Regions from separate parts of the Homo sapiens genome. Here region 2 is linked to region 1. The links are chromatin contacts, found by Hi-C or POLR2A ChIA-PET in ENCODE. All regions are on one chromosome and are shown on one strand. Each heading gives the region's core, a stretch centred on a gene start or an enhancer-like site at or near the end of the contact. The rest is flanking DNA. Distances are from core to core; before and after follow the strand shown. Region 1 overlaps GOLIM4 (golgi integral membrane protein 4). Region 2 has its middle 21 kb from the start of GOLIM4.

What was found. Hi-C counts contacts between places; a loop is a spot of excess contacts on that map. ChIA-PET counts read pairs that join two places held with the same protein, here RNA polymerase II (POLR2A). Pooled maps may share reads with other maps.
Region 2: a map of mesothelial cell of epicardium shows a loop between it and region 1 (20-fold over the local background). The contact joins two enhancer-like sites. A Hi-C loop is called at or near these places in 1 of 168 maps with a recorded cell type or tissue (mesothelial cell of epicardium) and 1 of 50 pooled maps. POLR2A ChIA-PET finds 5 or more read pairs at or near these places in 3 of 52 experiments (GM10248, GM12878 and OCI-LY7).

Annotation. Positions count from the first base shown.
Region 1 is chr3:168,068,461-168,075,154 of GRCh38, forward strand. All of the region lies in intron 1 of GOLIM4 (golgi integral membrane protein 4), which reads right to left. Among named protein-coding and RNA genes, the nearest start is that of GOLIM4, 24 kb to the right of the region's middle. Within about 2 kb of position 3,236, at least 4 of the 41 ENCODE cell types and tissues checked have a DNase peak (open chromatin) inside an H3K27ac peak, as active enhancers do.
Region 2 is chr3:168,113,828-168,120,521 of GRCh38, forward strand. No RefSeq gene overlaps it. Among named protein-coding and RNA genes, the nearest start is that of GOLIM4, 21 kb to the left of the region's middle. RefSeq lists a cis regulatory region at 2,402-2,902 and a silencer at 4,154-4,448. Within about 2 kb of position 3,469, at least 9 of the 41 ENCODE cell types and tissues checked have a DNase peak (open chromatin) inside an H3K27ac peak, as active enhancers do.

The DNA of each region.
Region 1 (6,694 bases), core at 1,986-4,485:
CAACTTACTGTTTATACGTCAACTTCTTGCAGGATAAAAATATGTTTAAAAACAATTTGTTCTTTTTTTCTGCATATCCAGTAAGATACCGCAATGTTAACTTAAGGATAGTTTTTTTTTAATACTAAAAAGGGAAGTTTCATATCTGTTCATCTATTTTTTTCTTATTTCTCTAAAATTTAAAATGGAAATAAGAATACATAAAAAGCAAAACAAAACAACTTAGATTTTAAAAAAGAGTTGCATACCCATTTGCCATTGATTCTGTAAATAAAGAATAAACACTAAAATTTTATAGAGATTCCTTTGTCAATTGTGAATGCCTTATTTTACCTCTTAAAACTTTTCTGCACTTTAATTTATTTTATTTTATTTTATTTTTTTTTTTTTTTTGAGACAGAGTTTCACTCTTGTTGCCCAGGCTGAAGCTCAATGGCACGATCTCGGCTCACCGCAACCTCTACCTGCCGGGTTCAAGCGATTCTCCTGCCTCAGCCTCCTGAGTAGCTGGGATTACAGGAGAATGCCACCATGTCCGACTAATTTTTGTATTATTAGTAGAGATGGGGTTTCACCATGTTGGCTAGGCTGGTCTTGAAATCCTGATGGTGATCTGCTCACCTCGGCCTCTCAAACTGCTGGGATTACAGGTGTGAGCCACCATGCCCGGCCTGCACTTTTAAAATTGCTACACAAACTATTTTTTTAAGTTTATATCATATCAATTAATATGCTGATTTTCTTTTCACTAAATGATGCTCATTTAAAATAAATGGAGTTTTATTTCACACTCAATTTTTGGAAGAAAGCGAAAGATAAAAATGTACTCATATGGCCGGAACATTGCTAGGTCCAAGGGACAATACACATTTAGTTGAATCTTCCTATCTGATCTGTATTGCCAGTACTGGAAGAGAACTGATGTTTCCAATGATGAACATTTTTACCAATGAAGTCAAGCAATTAATACAGTTTGAAATGCTTTTCAATAATATAATTTGAAACAAGAAGTTTCTTTAATTGATTTTCCTTCATTTTTCTAGGAAAAAAATTAGCAGAGATTTCAATAAAAACTCAAATTCAGTGGAATGATTTAAATACAGAGACCAGAAGCCATATGGGTAGAGAAGGTAATAAGCTTTCTATTTAACATTGCCACCTAAATTCACCAGAATATTTCATTTCCTGACTATTCCACTTAATTGAGTTTTGCTGCTTTGATGTTCTGTCTTTGAATAAAATGAATTAACTATGGAAACAGCAGCCTTTCAAAGAGCATTCAAAATATACTGCATAAGAGAAATAAAAATGCCTGTTAAAAATATCTTGTAATATGCTAAACTAAATTTCCTTAAAGGAAATCTTAAAAGCGGATCATTAGTGATTTATGTCACTTCTATTTTTATTTCCTTAGTGTTACATAAAATCATTAATATAGTTAATTTTCAACTATGAAGTCTTTGTATAGAAAGATGGTGCTACTAATTCACCATTAGTAAGGTAAATACTCTAACTTGTTTTCCTAGAAGTTGTAACTTACCATTACACACATAACTCCAGAAACATAATCCTTACTTTACTAGGCAACGACAAAGGCCAAGTAGCTAGGTAACTTACCAAAGGTCATCCAGGTATTTAACTATAAAATCCAGGCCTGGTGCAGTGGCTCATGCCTGTAATCCCAGCACTTTGGGAGGCCTAGGTGGGCGGATCACGAGGTCAGGAGATGGAGACCATCCTGGCTAACATGGTGAAACCCCATTTCTACTACAAATACAAAAAATTAGACTGGCGTGGTGGCACGCACCTGTAGTCCTAGCTACTCAGGAGGCTAAGGCAGGAGAATCACTTGAACCCGGGAGGCAGAGGTTGCAGTAAGCCGAGATTGCACCACTGCACTCCAGCCTGGGCAACAGAGCGAGACTCCGTCTCAAAAACAAAACAAACAAACAAACAAAAAATCCAAATTTTATAGACCTGAACTCAGGTCTACACCATTCCAAATTGGGAAAATACATAGTTTCTTCATCTTCCTGAGATGGGTGTTCACACTGTGGCATCATTAAAGTCTCTAAAGTAATTTTCTATCTGGTGAAACACAGACTCAAAGGTAAAGTAAAATTATACATTATAAAACCCAAATGAATTGTTTTTACTATTCTCTTCCAATAATACAATTAATCAATAATTGCCAATGGTTTCAACCCATGGAAACTACCTTAATTTTCATTAAGGTTATTAAAGAAGTTCAAACAAAAAAGAAAGAAATATTAAATTCTGTGAACTTTCTAGAAGAGGGTTGTTGCTTTTTAGCTTGAAAGGGAAAGGTTATTTATTCAATGTAATGCCTTTGTGATTAAAGATCAAATCCATATCTTAAAAAACAAGTCAGAGGTGAGTTCCTCAACTTCTATACCTTTAATAATAAGTTCGCTCTTCTTTGTTAGTGGGGGTTTTCTACTCTAACTTGCTAAATCTATTCTAAGATTAGTCCTTTTTAATTCAAAGGTGATAGCTTTTTTGTCTATTCTACAAGCCAGTGGCTGGAAATTCACAGTCAAACTGGACCCAGAGAATAGTACCTGGGGCACACTGATTACAGCAGTCACCTGAGCCTGGGAGGGAGGATATCAGTGGCACAGGCTCAAGCATGACTTAATGAAGGCTTCCAGCTCGCATCCCATCGTCAGTGATTTTTAACCTCTTGGCATGCATGGAGGAAAGGGGAGTCATGCTAAAGTAGAGAGAAAACTGAATTTTGAGTCAACAGATTTGCATTCAAGTTCCTTCTATCTTTTACTACCTTGTCACTTTGGACACATAACCTTTCTTAGCCTCATTTTTTTAAATCCATAATGTTAAATTAAGGGCCTAATTCAGTGCATGGCACATAACAGATAATGAATTTCAGCTGAATTTAAAAGAAGACAAGGACAGAATCTTAGCACTGCTCTCTAGGCAGGAATGATGAATGAATACAATAAATATAACATTAAGAAGAGAGCAACCTGGAGTGAAGAAGCTGGCTGTCATGGCAAGTTCTTGATGATAGGTGGAAACTGTCCCCCACTTTCCCCGGCGCCCCCCTACCTCCAGGAAAAGCAAGGAAACATGGCAACAGAAAGAGGGCCAAACTGAAAAGAGATTTTCTGGGGCAAACCAGACAATCTAGTAGGCCAGGGAGATGACCCATTTTTGCTTGATGACTAAAAGAGAATGCCGACTTCACTGATTTTGCTACTGAATGAGTCACAAGGGTGGGTAACTTGAGAAAGTATGTGAGGGAGTGGAAAAATGTAGGTAATTCATGGATGCTGTAGAACTTACTTTAATTAAAAAATTCCTTACTCTGAATGTTTTGTTAACTTTAAGTATCCACAGTAACTGATACATCCCCCTATGAAACTCCCATCATCTTACTCTTTTCAAAGGCTGAAACGCCTGTGACGGAGTTTCCCTGTTGTGAACTCCAGGCAGGGAGTGAAATACAACATAGCACTTAAATCTGCTTCTGGGCGTCAAATCTCGGAAGGATACCTAGAGAAAAAGTTTAATTTTATGGCCAGTCTTGGACTCTGGATTTCCCATAGGGCCAAATTCTGGTACCACTCTGTGGTGAAACTCAACGTGGATCACGCCCCAAATTGCACTGATGATCTGAGGAAACAAAAGTGCCTGCAGGAGTGGTCTTGGGCCAGCCCTACATTGCAGGAGATATACTGTGACATTTCTATGAAACTGGTATTCATTACGGATGCTGTTCACCAAGGCATTTGTCACTGGTCACTCAGTGATGGGGTGGGAAGTCAATTCAACCTGGTGAATGACTGGGGAAGGAAACAGACTGCCAAGTAACATCCTAGCCTTTAACATATTCATTGACTTTGTATACCAACTTTGTAAAGAAGATGTGATTTAAAAAAAAAAAAAAAAAGGTTCTGAAAGATTCAACAACTTGCCTGAGGACATAAAACTAAAACTTGGCAGAGCTATGAGGCATTCTGACTCCAAAGCCAACTACAGTATATTGAACAGAGGCAAAAAGTTCAACAGAAAACTTAAGTAAAATAACACTCTGTTAAGAAAAGTTGTTAAAAGCATAGGGGAATATCAGACAGATGTAAAAATGGGCCATAAATAGCTAGACTAAAAATAAAACCTCCCTAAAACTTAATTGAAAAGAAAACTTTTTGGAGGGGGTGGGTGTCTTTTATATTCTTTTTATATATAATTTTATCCAGGTTGGTTATTTGGCTTTCAAGTCCACAGAAAAATTAGATGAAGCAACTTTAATGAGAGGAAGGCAGAATTATTACAGTAAGAAGCTAACAACAGCAAATAATACTATAAAAAACAATCACTACTCAGAGAACTTATTCTAAAGACACACTGATCTAGAGCTATTTAATGTATGAGCAAACTGCTCTATATATGATGATCATATGTAATGAAACACAGTTTCATGTATTTTTAGTCATTTCAGTGAGGTGGTTGTTAAAAATATATGATTAAATAATTTACCATTTCTATAATACTTACGTAGACCAGGCTTCCTAATTTTTTTGTTGTTGCTAAAAAAATATGGTTGCCTTCTTTCTTATATTCTGAGGATGTTAAAAGGAACACAGTATTCCAGGACAAAATAATAACTGCACTAACCCTAAAATATCAAGAAGGCATTCTACTGTGTAGCCTTCTCCAAGTTTCACACTTCCCCAGCCTTGCAATTTTACTTGTTCTCATATGATCCGTATCATAGTCTGCCATTCCTTACCAATAGGACTTCTTGACGGTAGGGACCGTGTCTTCTTTGTGTTTGTAACTTCAGAGTATCTAGCATAGTGCCTTTCTATATAAGATAAACCAGTAAATATGAGTTAAAGTAATAACATTCATGTTTAGTAAACTCTTTTAGAATACAGGAATGCATGTGGAAACACAGCCATATAAAATGTCTAAAATAAAACTTCTGGGGCTTGAAAAGGCCAACTATTTTATCCATTTATCAAATAATTGATTACCTACTATATTTCAGGCACTGTTTTAAGTTCAAGGATTAGAATAGTGGGCATGGACATGAAATACCAGTTTTTGTATTAAAGGTCCTTACAATCGCATGGTGGAAGACAGACAAACAAGATATATAATAAACAAGGAAATACAAAATGAGATTTCAGCTAATAAGTGCAAATATGAAAATAATGTAGGATAATGGGATAGACAGTACTTGGGTGGATGGACTATTATCATTTTTCTGCTTATATAGGGTATTTTCTTATACACAAAGGAAGAGGTATAACTTCTATAGATTGTTCAGAGGTGAAAACATAGAAGGCATCGGCTTCTTAAAAGCAGCTGTGAGATCTCCAGGGATGGCAGGGCTACTGTAGGAGCTAACCTTCCAGATTGTCCCCAGTGACCTCTAGCACCTGGTACTCACATCCTGTGTACTCCCCTTCTACATGGTACCATAATGGGGCTGGCTGACTAACAGCCTATGTCCCAAGTGGTGTTATGTCACCACCAAGATGAGGTTATAAAAAAGTCTGTGGCTTCCATGTTGGGCTCCTCCTGTCTGGGATTCCTCATTCTGTGGGAAGCCAGCTGCCATGTTATGAGGACATGTAGGCAACCCGAGGAGGGGCGCACACAGAGAGAAACAGGTATCTGGACAACAGTGAGGAACAGCCACGTGAATGAGCTTGGGAGTGGATCCTCCCTGGAGACTGCAGCTTGATTACAACTTCCTGAGAAACCTAGGACTAGAACCATCCAGATAAGCTGCTTCTGGATTCATGACTCTCAGGAAACTGTGTGAAATATGAAGTGTTTATGTTTGTTGATTTAAGGTGCTAGGTTTTTGGAGTTATTTGTTACATGACAAATAACTAGTCAACTTTTCAGGAAAAAGCCTTTCTAAATAGTTGAAATCTGAGCAGAGGCCTGAATAAAGAGGAACCAGTGATGAACAGACATCAAGGAAGTACATTCCAGACAAAAATAAGGGCAGTTATAAAGATCATGAGAAAGGCGTGAGCTTGAGAACAGCTAAAAAGCCCACATCACAGCAATCTTGTTACAGAAGTATAACAAAGTAGTAAGAGAAGAGTTAAAATTTCCTTCAAAGAGAGATGGGAAGTAACATTACTTAATTTATATGTTACAAAGAATCATCTTTGTAACCTACTGGGCTACTATGTGGAAGATTGGGGTGAAAGCAGGAAAACCAAGTGACAACCTACTACATTAGTGAAGCCAAGAGATATAGCTGTCATATCTAGTAACGCAGACAAGGACATTAGAAATATTACAACTTGGGAAGATCCTAGATATGTATTTGGAAAACAGTAAACACAATTATATGAAAAACTTATCCATGTGGCCCACATCATGCCAATAGGTTCTGTTTTTTGAGTGACCCAGTTACCACTGGAATAGTCCCAGACAGAGAGGAAATTAGATGTGATCTAGTGAGACATAAATCAAAATTCAAGAAATAATTTGTAGGTGTTATAGTTAAAAATTATAACTCTTGTCATTAAAATGCTGTGGAGCCTAGAAAGGAGGACTTTTATGAAAGAATTAAGTAGTCAGTAGAAATGTTCCTTTTGTTCTGATTGATGCCAACCAGACTGTTAAAGTAAGTGCTTAAGCAATCAACCAGTGAAGTTAAAAAAAAAATTAATAAAACAGA
Region 2 (6,694 bases), core at 2,219-4,718, 46 kb after region 1:
AGTTCATATTTCTTAGCCTAACATTCAAGGTATTCTATAATCTAGTCTTCACTTTCCTCTTCAACCTTCTCTCCAACTTCTACATAGCATCTGCTTATCTTCCACATTGGTCAAATTGGTGTGTTCTTTTTTTCTTGAAAGTCATATGGATGGGCCATATATTGTTTAAAAATTCAGGCACTGCACAATATTAGGAGACACCATTCAACTGCAATGTGATTGGTGCCCAGTAGGGTTGTGCACTGCACAACCTGTATAAATGTAAGTAGTGGCCCCTATTTCACAGCAGAAATATTATAGCTTCTGTCCTCCTTTCACATCATCACCTGCAGCTGAATTGCCATTTCCATTTTTTTAAAACCTGCATACAATAAAGTTGTAATAACGAGATCAAATTTAAACTCATGAACCCAGGATTCAAAGCCTTCTTTAAGCTAACCTACTTCCACCATCTAATCTTACTCTCAACTTAAATTATCCGTTATAAGTGAGTCTACAATTAAGTCTCTGCAGATAGAATGCTTACCTCTAAACGATTTCATTCTCTTTCCTTCCTTCAATCATATTTTCTTCCCACCCTTTTCCAACAATTCAAAAACAATTCATCCTTCTTTAATCAAAACAGCTTTCGCTGTCTCCACAAAATCTTCAACGATTATTCTATTCCACAATCATTCTTTCTTTCTTGAGTTACTATTAAGGTTATAATCTGTGCTGAAATATTTAACACTTGGACAATATCATTTCTTATATTCATTCATTTGTTATGCCTTACATTTTGTCAGCCACCAACTAGACCGTGATTCCTCAGTGGTTGAAATGTCAGCTTTTCTATCGGTTGTACCCCTTGAACATAATACAAAGCCATACAATACATGTTCGTTGATTTGATATTTTCACTGAGATTTAAAAAATTGTAAAGGTAACTCTTACGTTAATCTGTGAAGGTCCTTAAAAAGTTAATTTAATCTGTAATTTATAGTGTAATTTTATAGTTTTTTACTACAAAAACTATAAACTATAAACTATTATCATTTGTATTTGTATTTCATGAGAAATTAGGCTCTCATTCTTTATCTGGTGTGACTACATGAAAGCCAAGCAAAGCCAATGACTGTCTTTCTTGGAATATGAGAGACGAGGCTGCTTTTGCCTTTCTTGACCACCATGTGAAAAATACCTCCTTGAACAATGAAGTGAAATGGGTATAGAAAGAGTAGAGACATGAAGAGAGAGGGAACTATAAGGACATTCTTTGAGCTCCTCAATCTTTTTATACTTGAGATCAACTGCATCCCTAAACTATGCATTTATATGATCCAGTAAATTCCCTTTTTAGAGACTAAGCCGTCTTGGACTGCATTTCTGTTATTTTGCAACTGAAAGGGATCTGACTCAATACATATATAATATCATCCTATTATCTTGCATTTTGTATATAGAAGGCACTATGCTAGGTAACATGAATGATACTCATCCATGTGGGCAAATGGCCCATATTCTGCTACAATCTAATGAGATAGGATGTGTGCAGATAATAACATAGCACAATACATGATGGATGCCACATGGGAAGTACAAAGGGCTATGGAAATTTGGATAAAGGACCAATCCCTTTTGCCTGGAGGGGTCACAGAGGCTCCATATAGAAGGTGACATTAGAAATGGTGCAAGGACAGTGCAAAGCTTCCTCAACAAATGATGAAAGGTCTAATAATACAAGAATTTTGGTTTTGTAAAATGAGGATTAGAAATTAAGTTAGAAACATAAGTTAGGGCCAAAGAATGGATAAGGTTAACAACACTAAGATAAGGCATATGAGCTTCATTCATTAGGAAAAAAGGAGCCAAGATAGGAAAATGGTAAAAAAAAAAATTGTAAAATGCACATAATATTGAAAAAATAAAATTGGAGCTAGTATGTAATTCCAGAACTTGGGAAAGGAAGGTTTGATAGTGTGAATTATAACATTTGTAAATGTTATGAACAAATTTCCTTTGTTTATGTTTTCTTATAAATATTTTCTTACTGATATTGGTATCAGTATCAATGTCTGTCAACAAAATATATTTCTAGAGAACTATACCCACAAATATGAAGAAATTTAAATTAGTATCTGCCTTGTAAAGATTTTAATTATTTATAGTATCTGTATTCTTCAAAGATTAATCCTTTGCCCCAAACCATAAAGCAATCAGTGCTTTGATTAAGTTTGGATCAGTTTTTAGTACTTTAAAATATGTTTGTAACTTTACCCATTTAACTCAAGGGTGGGGATTATTACATTTACTTGGAATTTCCATAAGCTTGAAAGTAGAGCACATTCTTTGGGTTGTATTATTCAGGTATTTTTAGAAAATAGATTATCTTATTTCATTCATTATCCTTTATCCAGTTATACTTGGCACTCAGAAGACTTGGTTTTGCATTGTATGCACACACTTAAAAAGGAGCCAGGAGAAGTCCTCTTTCACTGCTTGTGGGTAGTAAATGACATACTGCGCAGCAGCAGCCAAGTAAAGAAGCAAACTTACCACAGAATCATGAGACAGCCCCATCTGTAATTCTGGGTGTAGCTGTGGTCACACGCCAAGCCTTTGCTCTGGAGGAGTTAAATAGGACTCCTTCCCAGAACTTCTGAGAACAGCCATATCAGGGCTCCACTTGTCCGTCCTGACCTGATGCCAAGTATTTGATGACCAGTGGCTCAGAGACTCAGAAAGATCTCTTCTACCTAGCAACTGCTTGTCTGGCCCCAATTCACTTATCAACGGCCATGCTGCTCTGTGACAAAGAAATGTCTTCATATGGAGAACCAGGACCTGCTTTAATAATCCTGAGAAGAGTGAAGAATTAAATTACATTTTGTTTTCCCTACTGGTAGGGTCATGGAAACTTATTACATGCACTTTAGAAAGATTTCCACTTAAAGAATGTTAAAATTAAAGAAAAGTTTTGTGTGGAAAGGGTAACCGTCAGGTATCTGAGAAAGAAAAAAAAAGCAGCTGCTGCTAATCTTCTCTCCTTAAAGACTGACTGAATAAAAATCACCAAATAGGAATTTTTATATTGAATTTGTAATGCAAGCCTGAAAAGCTGAACATGTTTCAAATTTGAGAATCTCCATAAAGCAATTATAGCTGATGTGAGTTCAGTAAATAACATATATTACATACATCTTATTCTAATCTTCTGTTGTGACTTAAGATTATAGTTCACTTAGGATTACACTGAGGCTGGGAAAAAAAAGCAATAGAGGGTGTGAAATTCTAGGGACAAGGTACCTGAGAGAGAATGCTGTTTCTTAGGAGTGGTTCTGCAGGAAATAGTGGCTTTATTGTTGCTAGCAGGCCTAAAGGGCGTCTTCCTTTTGTTTATTTCTTTTATTTCCTATGTACTCATCTGTGTTAGTATTAATGAATTACTCTTTGCTTAAGCACACCATATAAGAGCCTATTTTCCCCATAGCCTGGAACGTTGCCACCACTACCACAAGATGAAACAAGCATGAAAGATTGAGAAGTGCTGCGGTGAAGCAACATTCTCCTTTATTTTCTTTGCTCTTCAGATAATAATGACTCTGGGGAAGGGAGAGAAACTCCAGAACTACTTTGTTCTCTTCAAAGCCCAAGCCTCGGGAGAAAAAGTAAGACGACAAGACACCTCTCAAGCCAGGGGCCTCAAAACACACCAGCCCTGTGCTGGTGTCCTTATTTTATCATATTGATGACGCTGAGTTCAAAAATCCTTTACTTTAAAAAAAAAATAGCTATGAGCAATAGATAGAAAAAAAAGAAACACTTAGAAAACAAACCCACCTTAATGGTGACATTTAAATCAAATGAACCTCCGTTCATTAAATTAAACAAACCTCAGTTCTTTTCATGTACATTTTAAAGTACATTTCTTCTTGGACAATGCAGAATTTTAAGTGTACAAGAAGGAAATACTAATGAAAGGGAATGAAATACCTCTGGATTCTCATCAAGCAATCAAATACTGTAAACAAAGGGAACACATCTTTGCAAATGTTGGATGTACATAGATAAGTAAAGGTTTTCTAGGGTTTCCTGTTAGTTGGCCATCTGCTTTCTAGTAAACAAACAAATGTGGACCCTTTGGACTGTCATTAAGAGCATATGGGTAGAGAACCTAAGGGCTGGTGATATACAAGCTGACAAGTACCTGGCCTACAGGAAGAAGACAGGAAATGGGGAAGGACTTTCTCCAGAAACATAAGCTTACCCACGTCAAGGCTCTCTTCCTATTCATGGACTCTTCAGGATCTAGCCTGCCTAAGTCCAACCAACTCTGCACACTTGGTGGCCTTGAATGAGTAATCTCGCCTTTCCTGTCCTTGTTTACTCACTTGTGAAATGAGAAAAATGAATTAGATCATCTCTTGTGTTTTTTTCAACACTAACATTTTATAATTGAAGTTAAGGGTTTGAAATGAAAAATTAGTTTGTGATATTTGTATCTCTTTTTTATGTTTTAGATTTTTTTAACTTTTTAAACTTTTTTTAACTTTCTTTTAACCATTTTTTAACTTTTATTTTAGGTTTTGGCGTACCTGTGAAGGTTTGTTACATAGGTAAACATGTTTCATGGGGGTTTGTTGTACACGTTATTTCATCACCCAGGTATTAAGCCCAGTACCCAATAGTTATCTTTTCTGCTTCTCTCCCTCCTCCCACCCTCCCCCTTAAGTAGACCCCAGTGTCTGTTATTTCCTTGTTTGTGTTGATAGGTCCTTATCATTTAACTCCCACTTATAAGTGAGAACACGCGGTATTTGGTTTTCTGTTCCTGCATTAGCTTGCTAAGGATAATAGCCTCCAGCTCCATCCATGTTCCTGCAAAAGACATGATCTTATTATTTTTTATGTATCTCTTTTTAGCTGAATATCTATGTGTGCATGTGAACACACAAAATCTTCTAGATCCTTCTAGATCTAATAATTCCTCATGTGTTTGTTTTTGTTTTTGTGATAGGATCTCACTTGATCACCCAGGCTGGAGTGCAGTGGCATGATCTCAGCTCACTGTGTCCTCCACCTCCTGTGTACAAGCAATCCTCATGCCTTAGCCACTAAGTAGCTGGGGCTATAGGTGCGCACCCCCACGCCTGGCTAATTTTTATACTTTTTTGCAAAGACAAAGTTTTACCATATTGCCCAGGCTGGTTTCAAACTCCTGAGCTCAAGGGATCCACTTGCCTCATCCTCCCAAAGTTCTGGGATTACAGGCTTGATTGAGCCACTGTGCCCGGCATTCTCATGTTTTCTCCAATTGATCATATTCCCTTATGTACCTTTGTCATCTCTAAGTAGAACATACTAGCTCTTAAATTGTCTCTTACTGCTCAGTTCTATAATATCTTTCCCACCGTCAAACCATATTAACCCACTTCAGTTTTAGCTCAACCAGTCAACCCTGTAAGGACTATCATGGAGGTGTTAAAGAGAAGGGTCTGGTGTTTGGGATATGATAGCAGAAAAGCTTCACAGCTATGGATGGTTTTAGGACAACTTATGAATACAATTGTGAGATGGTTCAGAATAGATAGAGTTAAATATTATTCATGCTACTATATTTCCCTTACAATTTTTTGATGCTGATTAAACTTATGAGACTTGTTTGCCAGAATTCCCTCAGAGTCCATGAAACAAATCTCCTCTTGCTGATTAGGTAGTTTATTTTGAATTACTGCTGGCAAGATTTGGAGGTATGATTACTCTTCCTTGATTCCTGAACAGATCATTGCCAAGCTTTTAAAAAAAAAATAAAGTTTATATCATAAAAAAAGTAGGTTGTGATATTAAAATCTTAATACACTAAGTTCTGTAATAGCTGGATGTCTTTTTATTACAAACAATATTTAAAAAGCAACCTTAAAGCTTTGTGTATTATTTACACAAACACATACTATCATTATTTTAGTATTTGTTCTTGTGTCTTTTTTTTTTTTTAACTTTGGGGGAAAAAGGGAGAGGGGAATTTATTGACTCATGAGGCTGGAAGTCCAAGAGTTAAGCCAGTGGATCCAGCTGCTCAAGGTGTGTGTCCAGAGCTCATTCTCTGTGACTCTTTCCACACTCCAGCAGTCTTTTTTAGAAGACCAGTAGTAATGTACCTTCGCATGGGAATTTTACTACGGAGTAGCTGCATAGCTGATTTCTGAAAAAAAAAAAAAAAAAAAAAAAAAAAAAAAAAAAAACAGGCTCTACGTCACTTCATAAAGTTTTAATGGGGCAGCACTTATTCTTGGCTGCTCATTTTTTTTTTTTTTTTTTTTTTTTTTTTGAGACGGAGTCTTGCTCTGTCACCCAGGCTGGAGTGCAGTGGCGCGATCTCCGGCTCACTGCAAGCTCCTACTCCCGGGTTCACGCCATTCTCCTGCCTCAGCCTCCCGAGTAGCTGGGACTACAGGCGCCCGCCACCACGCCTGGCTAATTTTTTGTACTTTTGGTAGAGACGGGTTTCACCGTGTTAGCCAAGATGGTCTCGATCTCCTGACCTCGTGATCCGCCCGTCTCGGCCTCCCAAAGCGCTGGGATTACAGGAGTGAGCCACCGCGCCTGGCCGGCTGCTCACTTTATGAGAGTTGGAAAGTCAAGCCTTCTAACTGTGGAGGGAGTAGTCTTTCAAATGGCCGGGTGGTCTCAAGAGAAATCAGAAGATAACTCCTGA